2 separate regions of the Homo sapiens genome follow, and region 1 is linked to region 2. Evidence: chromatin contacts called from ENCODE Hi-C or POLR2A ChIA-PET data. All regions are on one chromosome and are shown on one strand. Each heading gives the region's core, a stretch centred on a gene start or an enhancer-like site at or near the end of the contact. The rest is flanking DNA. Distances are from core to core; before and after follow the strand shown.

Region 1 (7,356 bases), core at 2,552-5,051, 580 kb after region 2:
CCAGAGAAAATCCAGGACACCCGTTAAATGTGAAATTCAGATAAAGAATAATTTTTTAGTATAAATACATTCCATATTCCGCATTTAGCGGAATTCCAAACTTAACCGGGTGTTCTGTATTTTATTTGGCAGCCCTGTGAGGACGCTCCTGGGGGCTGGCAGGGCCCCCATGGGAGAGGAGCGGCCAGGAGGCCCCCTGCAGGTATCAGCTTCTCTATCAGTCACTGTGTGACAAGCACGGACTCTGGGCCACACTGCCTGGGTTCAAATTTTCTCTCAGCTACTTCCCAGCTTTGAACCCTAGGCAAGTTACCAAATCTCTCTGAGTCTTAGTTTCCTCATCTGTAAGAGAAGGCTACTGGTACCACCTACCTCATATTAGTGTGAGCATTACATGAGATAATATGCGAAAAGCGCCTGGGACAGTGACAAAATTGTTCATTAGTATTCATCAGGCTAGCCAAGAATGGTGGCTTACACCTGTAATCCCAGCACTTTGGGAATCCAAGGCAGGAGGATTCTTTTAGCCCAGGAGTTCAAGACCAGCCTGGACAACACAGTGAGACCCCAACTCTACAAAAAACAGAAACAAAATTAGCTGGATGTGGTGGTACCCAGTCTCCCAGTCTCCTGAGTCCCAGCTACTTGGGAGACTGAGGTGGGAGGATCACTTGAGGTCAGGAATTTGAGGTTGCAGTGAGCCATGATCATGCCACTGCACTCCAGCCTGGGTGACAGAATGAGACCCTGTCTCATAAACAACTAACAACAACAGCAACAACAAAAAGTATTCACTGGGAGCCATCATGGAAAACTAGGCTCTGGCAGCAGGCAGGCATGTGGCCTTGGGCGGTGATTTCACCCCTCCGCCTTGAGCTTCCCGTCTGTAATGTGACATGAGGACAGCACCTCCCGCACAGGGATGCCTGAGGATTAAGCAGGATCAGGTCTGATGCAAGCTCAGCACAGTGCCTCACGCATGGCGGGTGCTCACTGGGCTCTAGCGCTCCTCTCTCTTCAATGATTCCCTGCAAGTCCGCAGCCCAGCCCAGGAGCGGGGGACTGGAGGGGGGACAAAGGACTCCCACTCACTGTGGGGGTGTTTTCTTCCTCCTTCCCCGCTCATCTGGGTCTCCCTAGTGTGGCCCTAAAGGATTTTCCTTCCTCAGGCCCCTCTAAGCCACTCCCTGCCCTAGTCCCTTGACCTGATTTGATATAAAATCTATTCTCTGTTAGGCTAAGGGGTGTGGTGATGGCAGGGGCAGAGCGAGGCGGGGGAGGCTACCTGGGTGACAGGCCTAGGCCTTGGCCTCTGATGGCCCAAGGGGCTGGGCCCCAAGACTGGGTTTCCTTCTCCACCCTGTCCCTGGACTCCCTATGGCCTGGGGAAGGGACATTCCCAACAGACTCGGACTCAACATTCCTCTCTCTGCAGTCACTCAGCAGGACAGGGCAGTGGTGAGGAATGAGGGTGACCTAGATGACATTCTGATATCTATGTAGTTCCCGAGAGTGTCACCTTGATGAGGTGCCCAGAGCTCCCGTGCAGCCTTACTCAGCTGATGAGTACCGAGGCCCGGGCTCAGCTGTAATTATTTGTCTGCATGTGACTCTGCCCACTAAACTGTGCACTCCCTGAGGGCAAAGCTCTGTGCTACTCATCTCTGTAGCCCCAGCCCCTGGCACAGCACCCTGGCCCACTAATGGCGCTCAGCAAACGTGTGGGATGAAGAGGCCAATGGGCATGGGGCCTCCCCTCAGCCCTTCCGCGGCACCCGTGACCCTGCCAGGGCTGACTCCCAGGGCTGCCCTCAGCCATCCCCAAACCACACCATTTCTTAGCCCAGAGAATGACACCTGTCGATCACAGAGTCCAGCCCAGTCTATCTCCTGGGAGTTCTGGGGTCCATCCTGGGTGTCCCCCAAGTCTGGTCCCCACCCCTTGCCCAACTAACTCCTCAGCCTCCCTCCTTGGGTCTCCCTGTTTCGCCCCTGCCTTCATCCAACCTGCCCCCCACTCTCCACACTCACTCCTGCCCAAGCCCTTTCTGGGGCTCCTGATGCCCTCCAGATAAAGTCCATGACTCTCCAGGGAGGGCCTGGAGGAGCTCCTCCCACCCCCAGCCTCTCCCCTTTGCCACTCCCGTCTTCCTCAGCTGGGGCCAGCCAGGGCCTGCTGGCTCCCCAGCCCCTCATGTGCTGCCCCCTGTTCCCCCACCCCCAAGGTCCTGTTCCTTTGTTTCACTGTCTGATCTCCCTGCTGGAACCTCAGCTCTCTAATGCAAGAGCCCCAGGGTGGAGCATACCATAGGCACTCCACAAGTGCTTGTACCATAGTACCATACCATGGGCACCGCATAAGTGCTTGTCCAATGCATGCACAGTTGAATGGATGGCAGGGTAGAGATGGTGTCCTATGTCTCAGTAACCAGAGTGCCAGGCACAGCGCCCAGACATAGTCAGCGCTCAGGTGGAATGAGTCGAGGTAACAAGAAGGCAAAACTGGCAATCAGGACCCCTGAATTCTGCCCCAAGTTCTACACGGGGTCCCTGGCAGCCTTGTCCTTCTGTTCCGGAGTTCCACACCTAGCCTCTCCATCACTGACTATTCTACCAATGGCAGGTCCAACGCAGCACTTCAGTGGCGCGGTCCTTTCCACGTCAGACAACATTCTCGCACACACCCTCTCATTCAAGCCCTCCACTGCCCTGCGGGTCCCACTTTTCCCAGACTCTGAGAGGGTACCAGGGCCCATGTGGTGGGGCACCACCGGGGTGCCAGTCACACTTTGCCCTTTGTTGGCTGTGTGGTCATAGGCAAATTCCTTGCCGTCTCTGAGTCAGTTTCCTCACTTGTGAAATGAGGATTCACCTCCCACCTAGGAAGTCGAGGAAGATTGCAAGACACCACCTGTGTAACCCACCCAGTGCCAGCTGCCTCTGTGATGTTCCAATGAGCCACAGTTACATTCCTTCTCCACGACTGACTTCCCCAAATCTGAGGTGAGAGCCTTGGCTGTCGGACGTAGGCTGTTAGACCAGTCCTGCCAGAGCAGTGTGGCTGTGGCCGCCTCTGTGGGGCCGCGGCTTGGAGGGCTGCTGTGGAGGCCAGCCTCTTCTGCGGAGGCCGACCGCAAACTCGCATCCTTCCTAAGGGCTGCCAAGACCCCGAGACACCCTGGCAGAACCTAGATACTGCTGGGGAGCCGGACGAGGGACACCCCAAGCCTCCCTCTCCCGCTCCATTCTCCTTGGAGACCCCACCAGCGCCCCGTGCCCGAATTCGCGCTTCAGACGCCCCGCGAGCGCCCCCTGGTGGGAAGCAAAGAACACCCTGGGCGCCCGGCTCGCCCCGGGACCCTCGGATGACCCCAGGTGCGACCCCCAGCTGGAGGGAGCTGGCCCTCCGCCCCTAGCCATAGCCTCCCAGCCCCGTGCAGCCTGGGGAATCCACGAACTGCTCCCTGGAGCGCCCCAGACTGGGCCTCTGGGAACGGTCCGCGCCCACCCCACCGCCCCTTGCCCGTCACTGACCCATCTTCTTCAGCGCCCGCAGCCCGGGCCTCTTGGTGCCGCCATCGGAGGGAGTCGGCGGGGACGGGAGAGCGACCGGCGCCGCGACTTGGGCTGCGACCTGGGCGGCCACCGGGGGCTCCTCGGGCGGGCGGCGGCAACGCCTCCAGCGGCCGCACAGCATGGCTTGGCGGGGGGCCGGGGCCGGGCCCGGGGTCTGCACGCGGGGACAGGGCAGCGGGGCGCCGCTCTGGCCCGGCCCCGGCTCTGAGCGAGGCGGCGAGCGAAGAAACTTAGCGGCGCGGGAGGGAGTCGGAGGAGGCAGCAGGAGGTGGGGCGGGGCGGGGCGGGAAGGGAAGGGGGCGGGGCCGGGGCGGTGCGAGGGCGGGGCCAGGCGGTGGCCTGGAAGCCCGGAGCCTCAGCGCTCGCCCCTGCTCGTGAGTCCGTCTCCCCTTAGTCCGGGCGAGCCTCTGATCTTGGCCGCAAGGGTGACTAGAGCCCCCATGCTGCGGGGCTGGGGGTGGGAGCCGGCACCGGGGACGAGGGCCATCCTCTGGCACAGACACCCTCTCCTTCCCGGGGGCCCTGACTCGAGGCTGACGCAGGACCCCCTCCTCCTTCCCTTCCGCGTCCCCGTCGCGCCGCAGGCCTCAGCAGGGAACCAGAGCCGGGACAGGACGCAGGGCCGGGAGCGAAGGCAGAACCCCGGGAGCTGAGCCGCTCGGGGCAGCGCGAACCCGAAGGGATGGGCATGGGGGTGGGGAGGTTGGCAGTGACGTCATAGGATTAACCTCCCTGTGCCAGGCCAGGTGCTGCCCCCTCGGAGAGCCACAGTCTCGGAGCTGACGGACCTGGGGAGCGTGAGGCGGAGCCGAGCCTGGAGTCCCCAGCAACTGGTTCTGGGTTCGAGGCTTGGACAGGCCGGCACCCCAGCCCGGCACCCGCGGTGTAGTTGTCCGCGACGTCAACCCGTGGGTGGGCATCCGTGTGCAGGTTCTGGTGGCCGAGTCGGGTGTGCACTTACTATTTATATGCAAGCACCAGAGTGCGTGCGCGAAGTGGGGGACGTCCAGGTGGCAGCGTTTCTGCGGCCGGTGGCCTGGGTCCGGCAGAGACATGGGCGCACACCGCCACTTTGCGGCGGCCAGCGGCGTGGCATCCTACAGAGAGGCTAGTGCTCAGGGCCTGATTTGCCACCTACTTGCCCTGCTCTACCCCATCCTCAGATCTCCCAGGCCCAGAGATTCTGCACACTGGCTTGGGTCCCTACGCCACTCTGGGGTCCTGAATTTTCTTTTTTTTTTTTTTTTTTTTTTTTTTTTTGAGACGGAGTCTCGCTCCGTCGCCCAGGCTGGAGTGCAGTGGCGGGATCTCGGCTCACTGCAAGCTCCGCCTCCCGGGTTCACGCCATTCTCCTGCCTCAGCCTCCCAAGTAGCTGGGACTACAGGCGCCCGCCACTACGCCCGGCTAATTTTTTGTATTTTTAGTAGAGACGGGGTTTCACCGTTTTAGCCGGGATGGTCTCGATCTCCTGACCTCGTGATCCGCCCGCCTCGGCCTCCCAAAGTGCTGGGATTACAGGCGTGAGCCACCGCGCCCGGCCCTGAATTTTCTTCTTGATTATCGTATTCGCCTTTGTGCTTTTGATCCTGCCGTTCCTTCCTCCAGAAACAACCTTCCTTATTCTCCTGGTTTACCCTTTTGTTATTCTTGTTGTTGGATAGGCTAAGTCTACATTTCTTTTAATTGTTATGGACACTTAATAGTTGCAGAGAATTATGGAGAGGCATGTAATGTTTTGATACAGGTATAAAATGTGTAATGATCAAATCAAGGTAATTGAAGTAACCATCACCTCAAGCATTTATCATTCCTTTGTATTAGGAACATTCCAATTCCGCTTTTAGTTATTTGTATTTGTATTTTATTTGTTTATTAGAGACAAGGTCTCACTACTTGGTTGCCCAGGGTGGAGTGCAGTGGCATGATCATAGCTCACTGCAGCCTCAAAGCAATTCTCTTGCCTTGGCCTCCCAAAGTGTTGGGACTACAGGCCTGAGCCACCACTTCCCGCCCAGTTATTTTGAAATATACAATAAATTGGCCGGATGCGGTGGCTCACGCCTGTAATCCCAGCACTTTGGGAGGCAGAGGTGGGATGATCACTTGAGGCCAGGTATTGAATGAAGACCAGCCTGGGCAACATAATGAGACTTCTGCCTCTACAAAAATTGTTTTTAAAATAATTAATTTAAAAAGATACAATAGGCCGGGCGCGGTGGCTCACGCCTGTAATCCCAACACTTTGGGAGGCCGAGGTCGGCGGATCACGAGGTCAGGAGATCGAGACCATCCTGGCTAATATGGTGAAACCCCGTCTCTACTAAAAAATACAAAAAATTAGCTGGGCGTGGTGGCGAGCGCCTGTAATCCCAGTTGCTCGGGAGGCTGAGGCAGGAGAATGGCGTGAACCCGGGAGGCGGAGATTGCAGTGAGCCGAGATCACGCCACTGCACTCCAGCCCGGGAGAGAGTGAGACTCCGTCTCAAAAAAATAAATAAATAAAATAAAATAAACAAAATAAAAAGATACAATAAATTATTGGTAACTATAATCGTTGTATTGTGCTACCGAACACTGGATCTCATTCATTCTAACTGTATTTTTGTACCCATTTCCCCCCCTCCCCAGTACCCTTCCCAGCCTCTGGTAACCATCATTCTGCGATGTCCATTTTGCTTACTCTTTTTTTTTTTTTGAGATGGAGTCTCACTCTCGCCCAGGCTGGAGTGCAGTGGGGCAATCTTGGCTCACTGCAATCTCCACCTCCCGGGTTCAAGCGATTCTCCTGCCTCAGCCTCCCGTGTAGCTGGGATTACAGGCGCGCGCCACCACGCCCGGCTAATTTGTGTATTTTTAGTAGAGATGGGGTTTCACTATGTTGGCCCGGCTGGTCTCGAACTCCTGACCTCAGGTGATCCGCCCGCCTTGGCCTCCCAAAGTTCTGGGATTACAGGCATGAGCCACCGTGCCCGACCATCTTCCAAAACTGAGCTGTGATGTCCTTCCTCTAGAACACCTGACCACAGGACATGACTTTTTTTAATCCCCAGTGCCTAAGTGTCTAGAGAGCTGAGTGGGTTGCCTCGGATCGGCCAGGCCTGGATATCAGCGAACAGATGCGGATTTCCACCAGGGGGCGCTAGGACGCCACGACCTTTCACTATGTGCACCAGGGGGCGCTGCCGCCCGCCTTGGCCATCCCGGGCTGGGAAGTCCGACCCTTCGATTAAGCCCCGCCTGATTGGGAAAGGCTCTGAGAAACTATTTGCATGATCTTGAAAGAGCTGTGCTGAATGGTTGAGGTAGGTAAGCCGAATGTGAAACAGGCTCTCTCATTGGCCTAAATTCCCCCCCTCGATCTGCGTCGCCATCCCGGCCCTGCTGGACCCCGGGGTCAGTAGGAAGCCGCGGGGTGGTGGCGAGAGAGGACCCAGGTGTCCTGGCAGTGGGCGCCGCGGGGCACACGCTGGGCCAAGGTGCAGGCGGCCAGGGTGGGAGACTGTTCGCCCCGCCCTGAGTACTCCTATCTTGTTTCTCCACCTGTTCGGGAGTTGGAGATGTGCACCTAAAGGAGGCGCATCTGGGGACGGACACATCTGGCACTGAGGCCCTCGCCACCTGCCTCGCCACCTGGCGACCCTGACCCCACCACACTGCCTTGAGGTAGGAAAAGGAGGCTCCTCAACCACAACTTCTGACCTCCCAGGGTGTCTGAGGCCTCTAAAGAGCTTAGTTTGCCCCTCTGGGAAGTGAATCCTTGGCTTATGGTGCCGGGGGGA
Region 2 (6,810 bases), core at 1,399-3,898:
TCAGCCTCCGACTCCCGGGTTCAAGCCTCAGCTCCTGCCTCAGCCTCCTGAGTAGCTGGGACTACAGGCATGCACCACCATGCCCAGCTAATTTTTGTATTTTTTGTAGAGACGGGGTTTCACTATGTTGGCCAGGCTGGTCTCAAACTCCTGATCTCAGGTGATTGCCCGCCTTGGCCTCCAAAAGTGCTGGATTATAGGCATGAGCCACTGCCCCCGGCCTACTATAAATTTTTGAAGGGCAGATGCTGTCATCTTTTTCCACATTCTCCATAGCCCCTATTATGGTGGTTTGAAATAAGAAAAAAAGTGTGTTGAAGGAATGAAAGGTTGCCTGAGTGAATGGAAGAATGTCCTCTATTTCCTGTTTCCAGCTCCCCAGCTCCCCATCTGCCTTGGGGTGGCTGGGAGGGGATAACTGTCATTCAGACCTGGCCCTAGGCCAGGAAAACGGGTTTGTCATGGAAGGAAATTGAAGATGCTGCGTTTACATTGGAGATTTGCTCTCAATTTCCTATCGGACTGCGAGCTTCCTGAATGGGGTATAGGAGCCTGTCATTCATTTTTGTTTCCACTGCTCAGCTTCCATGTTTGGTACCGGCTCTCAAGATGCTTTGAGATGGACTAGGCAGGAGATCTGAGGATCAAAAGCTCAGGCTCAAATGGAGCAGAGAGAGCACAACATTCCCATCCTTAGACTGCTCTGAGAGAAAATGGGCTTGCTGGTGGAATAGAGATGGGTGGGCTGGAAATGGGATGCACAAAAAAAGGCATATCCCCCTCGACACCCACTCATGCCCCAATTTTGAAGGAAAATTTTCATCCTGGTGTAGGGAAAAGGCAAATTCCCCAGGATGTAATAAGGAACATTTTCAAGTTGTAAGAAACCGGAACATCTTTATATCATTCATTCGATCAGGAAAAAAAAATTTTTTTTTGAATCCTGTCAAACCTGGATCCCTTTGTATCCATCTACTTAGAATATTTTTTCCTTCTCCCTACTCCTTTCCTCTTTTTGTTATTTTTCTTCTTCTGCTGTTGTTGTTTAAAACAATTCTTTTCTATATTGGAGCAAGAAACATTTCACCAGACTGTGAGGATTTGGCCCATACTGTGAAGCAAAGGGGCTTTCTAAACTCAATTTTCTTTCTTCTTTTTAAGTCCCCCCTTTCCCCTGTCCCTCGGGAGAGACAACAGAAAATAATTGATCCATCATCCAGTATCAGGCCCAGGAGATTTACATGCAAATTCCTCCTCGACCCCTTTCCAAATTTAAAATCCTAGAAGGGAAAAGAAAAATTCTAAAAGTAGCAGGAACCCTGCTGGCCACACCCCACCCCTTACCAGGTGAGAGATGTGGAGGGGATAATTCACCACAACCCCCCAGTTTCCTCCCGCGTCACACACGCCACCCCTCTCTGGTGTGGAACCACTTAAGATTTGGGTAAAACTCCCCTCTCGCCCTGGAGACGGGATCTGGAAGCTTTTAGGGGGCGGAGGTAGAGGTGGGGAGGCAGAAGGAAAATTCCCTCAAACGTTCGTCAGGCCTAAGAGAGTCGTCCCTTCACTCAAAATTGCCCGTCACCCCCCGCCCCCCACCATTAACTTTCGATTAAGACCTCCTCCTTAGGGCAACTAAACTTTACTTTGCACAATTAAGATTTGCCGCAGAAGAAGCGGGAGGGAGAAGCCGCAGCTCCGGGCCATTCTCCTTTCCCTCGCTCCCTCCAAGCCCCCCGCCCCAACCCTCCAGCTCCGGGCCTCCGAGTTCCTGAGTTTTCTCACTTTGAGGTGCCACCGAACACAAAGAACCATAATGGGCTCCTTTGTGTTGGCTACGGGGCAATTACGCCTCGGAGTCCTGGTCCCTTTAAGAGTCTCTTAAAGAGACAGGATCCCATTTTTCAGAGGGTTTTTTAAGGGTGTGTGGAGGGGGAGGGCGAGGGATCTACGTGTAAAGTGAAGTGAAACTTTCGCCTGGGCTCCAGAAAGAGCGGACAGAAAAGGTCTTTGTAAATTGTTAGTTTTTTTAAAGTCTGTTTTAATTTTTAAATTTGAGATTTTTCACTCGATTTGAAAAATTGGACTAGGAATAGGTGGGGTTCGAGGATCGGGGGCGGGGGCAAGGGTTTAAAGAGTCCCCACCCGGCAGAGCACCTCGGCCCGGGAAGAGGAGTGAGCCAGGGTCGAGTAGTGTCCCCCGATCTCGCCGCGGCAACTCCGGAGAAATCCCGGGCTGGGCAAACAGCCCTTAATATAATAATAGCTTGTCTCTTTAAAAAGCAAAAGGGGGGGAAAGTTTTGTTGGCATCTGGTTTCTGATCTCATTATGTTGTGGTCGACCAATCCAGCCCTCGGGCCTGGTCCTCGGGTTTAAATCTGATTGGCCGAGAGCACATTTTGGGTTGGTGCTTAGAGCTCGACGGGGCGGTTTCAAGGATCCCTTTTTTGGGGGGCTGAGGAGAGGGCGGGGCCGCCAGCGGGGGCCCCCTTGAAACCGACTAATTGGGATCGGAGAGGCCGAGGTGAGGGCTGGAGGAGGCACAAAGAAGTCGCTGGGTGCAGAAGGGAGGGGAGAGGGGGAGCTGAGAGGCGAGAGGAGGAGGAAGAGGAGAGAGGGCAGCAGCGCGCGGTGTCTCCGGCTGCTCAGTCCGACCGCGGCAAGCAAGCGGGCAGGCGCACCGCCCCCTCCCCCGCCCGGCCTCCCCAACTCTGCGGCCGCGAGTAAAGTTTGCAAAGAGGCGCGGGAGGCGGCAGCCGCAGCGAGGAGGCGGCGGGGAAGAAGCGCAGTCTCCGGGTTGGGGGCGGGGGCGGGGGGGGCGCCAAGGAGCCGGGTGGGGGGCGGCGGCCAGCATGCGGCCCCGCAGCGCCCTGCCCCGCCTGCTGCTGCCGCTGCTGCTGCTGCCCGCCGCCGGGCCGGCCCAGTTCCACGGGGAGAAGGGCATCTCCATCCCGGACCACGGCTTCTGCCAGCCCATCTCCATCCCGCTGTGCACGGACATCGCCTACAACCAGACCATCATGCCCAACCTTCTGGGCCACACGAACCAGGAGGACGCAGGCCTAGAGGTGCACCAGTTCTATCCGCTGGTGAAGGTGCAGTGCTCGCCCGAACTGCGCTTCTTCCTGTGCTCCATGTACGCACCCGTGTGCACCGTGCTGGAACAGGCCATCCCGCCGTGCCGCTCTATCTGTGAGCGCGCGCGCCAGGGCTGCGAAGCCCTCATGAACAAGTTCGGTTTTCAGTGGCCCGAGCGCCTGCGCTGCGAGCACTTCCCGCGCCACGGCGCCGAGCAGATCTGCGTCGGCCAGAACCACTCCGAGGACGGAGCTCCCGCGCTACTCACCACCGCGCCGCCGCCGGGACTGCAGCCGGGTGCCGGGGGCACCCCGGGTGGCCCGGGCGGCGGCGGCGCTCCCCCGCGCTACGCCACGCTGGAGCACCCCTTCCACTGCCCGCGCGTCCTCAAGGTGCCATCCTATCTCAGCTACAAGTTTCTGGGCGAGCGTGATTGTGCTGCGCCCTGCGAACCTGCGCGGCCCGATGGTTCCATGTTCTTCTCACAGGAGGAGACGCGTTTCGCGCGCCTCTGGATCCTCACCTGGTCGGTGCTGTGCTGCGCTTCCACCTTCTTCACTGTCACCACGTACTTGGTAGACATGCAGCGCTTCCGCTACCCAGAGCGGCCTATCATTTTTCTGTCGGGCTGCTACACCATGGTGTCGGTGGCCTACATCGCGGGCTTCGTGCTCCAGGAGCGCGTGGTGTGCAACGAGCGCTTCTCCGAGGACGGTTACCGCACGGTGGTGCAGGGCACCAAGAAGGAGGGCTGCACCATCCTCTTCATGATGCTCTACTTCTTCAGCATGGCCAGCTCCATCTGGTGGGTCATCCTGTCGCTCACCTGGTTCCTGGCAGCCGGCATGAAGTGGGGCCACGAGGCCATCGAGGCCAACTCTCAGTACTTCCACCTGGCCGCCTGGGCCGTGCCGGCCGTCAAGACCATCACCATCCTGGCCATGGGCCAGATCGACGGCGACCTGCTGAGCGGCGTGTGCTTCGTAGGCCTCAACAGCCTGGACCCGCTGCGGGGCTTCGTGCTAGCGCCGCTCTTCGTGTACCTGTTCATCGGCACGTCCTTCCTCCTGGCCGGCTTCGTGTCGCTCTTCCGCATCCGCACCATCATGAAGCACGACGGCACCAAGACCGAAAAGCTGGAGCGGCTCATGGTGCGCATCGGCGTCTTCTCCGTGCTCTACACAGTGCCCGCCACCATCGTCATCGCTTGCTACTTCTACGAGCAGGCCTTCCGCGAGCACTGGGAGCGCTCGTGGGTGAGCCAGCACTGCAAGAGCCTGGCCATCCCGTGCCCGGCGCACTACACGCCGCGCATGTCGCCCGACTTCACGGTCTACATGATCAAATACCTCATGACGCTCATCGTGGGCATCACGTCGGGCTTCTGGATCTGGTCGGGCAAGACGCTGCACTCGTGGAGGAAGTTCTACACTCGCCTCACCAACAGCCGACACGGTGAGACCACCGTGTGAGGGACGCCCCCAGGCCGGAACCGCGCGGCGCTTTCCTCCGCCCGGGGTGGGGCCCCTACAGACTCCGTATTTTATTTTTTTAAATAAAAAACGATCGAAACCATTTCACTTTTAGGTTGCTTTTTAAAAGAGAACTCTCTGCCCAACACCCCCACAAGGTTTGTAATTAAAACTGTAAATAGTCTTTGTAAATTTAATTATATATATTTTCTATTTAAAAGAAAAAAGGAGAAAAAAAAACAGGGGTGTGGGCGCCAGGACTGAAGAATGAGGTGTGTGTGTGTTGGGGAGTGTAGTTGGGGGGAGGGTTCTCTTTCTTAAGTGCCCTTCAAAACCCGCCCCACTTTTGGAGTTTTTTGGTGATATGGCAGGGCTGGGCCTGATGGGAGAGGCACCCAGCCTGAGCGCTGTTTTTGTTGGCTTTGAGTCGTTAGGAGTTTGTTCCATTCAACTAATATAAAAGCCAAATTTGTGAGCCTCCTCTCTGACGCTGGGCCTGTGGAAGCCGTTGGATATTTTTGAACAGGACTTGGATTCGTTTTGTTTCCTTCCCCCTTTTCTTTCCCTACTCATTTGTCCTGTCTTCTTCACTCACTCTTGGAAAAGTCCCAACAGAGATGAAGACGTGGAAAAAAAAATCGGGGTCGGGGTGTGCTGGTGGGGAGAGGGCAGAGATCCGGTGAGGAATGGCTTCCACCCCCTGGCCCATTCCCCTGCAGGCTGGAAGATCTTTCTCCTGTCTGGCTTCTCTTCTTTTCAATTCGCTGCACCAAGTGCTTCCAGTGGCCCAAAAATGCTTTTTGAAGTGTGTTTTGAAACAGCCCCCACCAACATACACCCCACCAGGAGTACTGATCCTGCCTCCCTTCATGTCTAGGGGAAGCATTCGCCTTTGAGCACTTGTTTGCAAATCTGGGGAGTTTGAGACCTCCTAGCATCTCTTCCCTTCTTTCCCTGCAGTCTATTCACTCCCGCAGCCAAAAATCTCTGGCGTTCAGGTTAGCAGTTTCTGGGTTGGTTTGTGTGGGTTTTTGTTGTTGTTTGGGGCTTATTTTTTTCAAAAAGTGATAAAGACGGGTGGGTTGGAGGGAGGGGACTGATGGGCTGGTGGGCTTTTTAGTTTTCCTTTGAGAAAAAGACTGGTTTATTTAAAATTTGTCCAGAAAAAAATGAAAAAAAAAAAAAAGGTGGTATCTTTGCTTTAGAAGAAGTCTCTGGATAGGCCCTTTGTGGCTGTGGGGGTGGGTTGAGTGTTTACATTACATTCTATATCACAAGATTGATAGGATGTTTAAAGCAGATGTTTCTTATCTTCCCCTGAGCCCCTACAAATAAAGTCAAGACTTTTCTTTTTTTGAGACGGAGTCTTGCTCTGTCGCCCAGGCTGGAGTGCAGTGGTGCGATCTTGGCTCACTGCAACCTCCACTGCAGCGTTTCTCCTGCCTCAGCCTCCCAAGTAGCTGGGACTACAGGCGCACGCCACCACTCCTTGCTAATTTTTGTATTTTTAGTAGACACAGGGTTTCACCATATTGGCCAGGCTGGTCTCGAACTCCTGACCTCGTTATCTGCCTGCCTCGGCCTCCTAAAGTGCTGGGATTACAGGAGTGAGCCACAGTGCCTGGCCTGTCAAGACTTCTCTTAAGTTAACTTCCTGAGAAGTGATGTCTAAAAGTATCTTTGCTGGTGTGAGAACTCCAGTTTCCAACACATATTATTTCCCTCAACTATTTGGAATATTTTAGAATTTTAATTCCAAAGGATTAGTTTGAATACAAGTATGCCACATAACTCAGTTTTCGCCATCTTCCATTTCTTAACAGTGTAAATTAAAAGCTAATAATCATAATAATAAAGTGCATTTAATTATCTTTGAGAGATCTATCCTTTTAATTGTATTTAACAGGGTTGTAACATTTTATTAGTTTAACCAAACCACACCTCCTCCTCCCCTCTCTCCCTTACCTACTTGGCTGGGGGTGGGGCAGAGAAGAGTGCTCCCAGCCCTGGACCTTGCTTTCTTAGCTAAATGGTGATGGGAGAAATGGTGCCTTACCACCCTTTGTTGGCTGTCTTCCGGACAAGGGAGAAAGTTAAGTTAGAACCCCTACTTCGAAGTGTTTGCTTGTGTTAGTTTATGTTGGGGGAGGGGAACTGGAAATGTTTGGTGGTAATTGAAGTGATATGTGGGGCTTTGTTTGGAATTGTATGAAGCCTGTGGATTTCAGCAGCGCCCCCTCCCAAAAATATATAATTTCC

The links. Hi-C counts contacts between places; a loop is a spot of excess contacts on that map. ChIA-PET counts read pairs that join two places held with the same protein, here RNA polymerase II (POLR2A). Pooled maps may share reads with other maps.
Region 1: a loop to region 2 is called in a pooled map, with 5 times the contacts of the local background. The contact joins the promoter of PLCD3 here to the promoter of FZD2 in region 2. A Hi-C loop is called at or near these places in 7 of 50 pooled maps. POLR2A ChIA-PET finds 5 or more read pairs at or near these places in 2 of 52 experiments (K562 and OCI-LY7).

Annotation. Positions count from the first base shown.
Region 1 is chr17:45,128,714-45,136,069 of GRCh38, forward strand. It overlaps PLCD3 (phospholipase C delta 3), which reads right to left and starts at 3,802. Exons shown (of 15, transcript NM_133373.5): 1 at 3,535-3,802. The coding sequence starts at 3,697. It overlaps ACBD4 (acyl-CoA binding domain containing 4), which reads left to right and starts at 6,974. Exons shown (of 10, transcript NM_001135705.3): 1 at 6,974-7,240. RefSeq lists silencers at 3,606-3,735, 3,836-4,055 and an enhancer at 4,526-4,595.
Region 2 is chr17:44,554,836-44,561,645 of GRCh38, forward strand. It overlaps FZD2 (frizzled class receptor 2), which reads left to right and starts at 2,649. Exons shown (of 1, transcript NM_001466.4): 1 at 2,649-6,427. The coding sequence starts at 2,854. The coding sequence ends at 4,551. RefSeq lists enhancers at 1,144-1,913, 1,914-2,681, 2,899-3,859 and silencers at 2,356-2,455, 2,854-3,100, 3,346-3,395.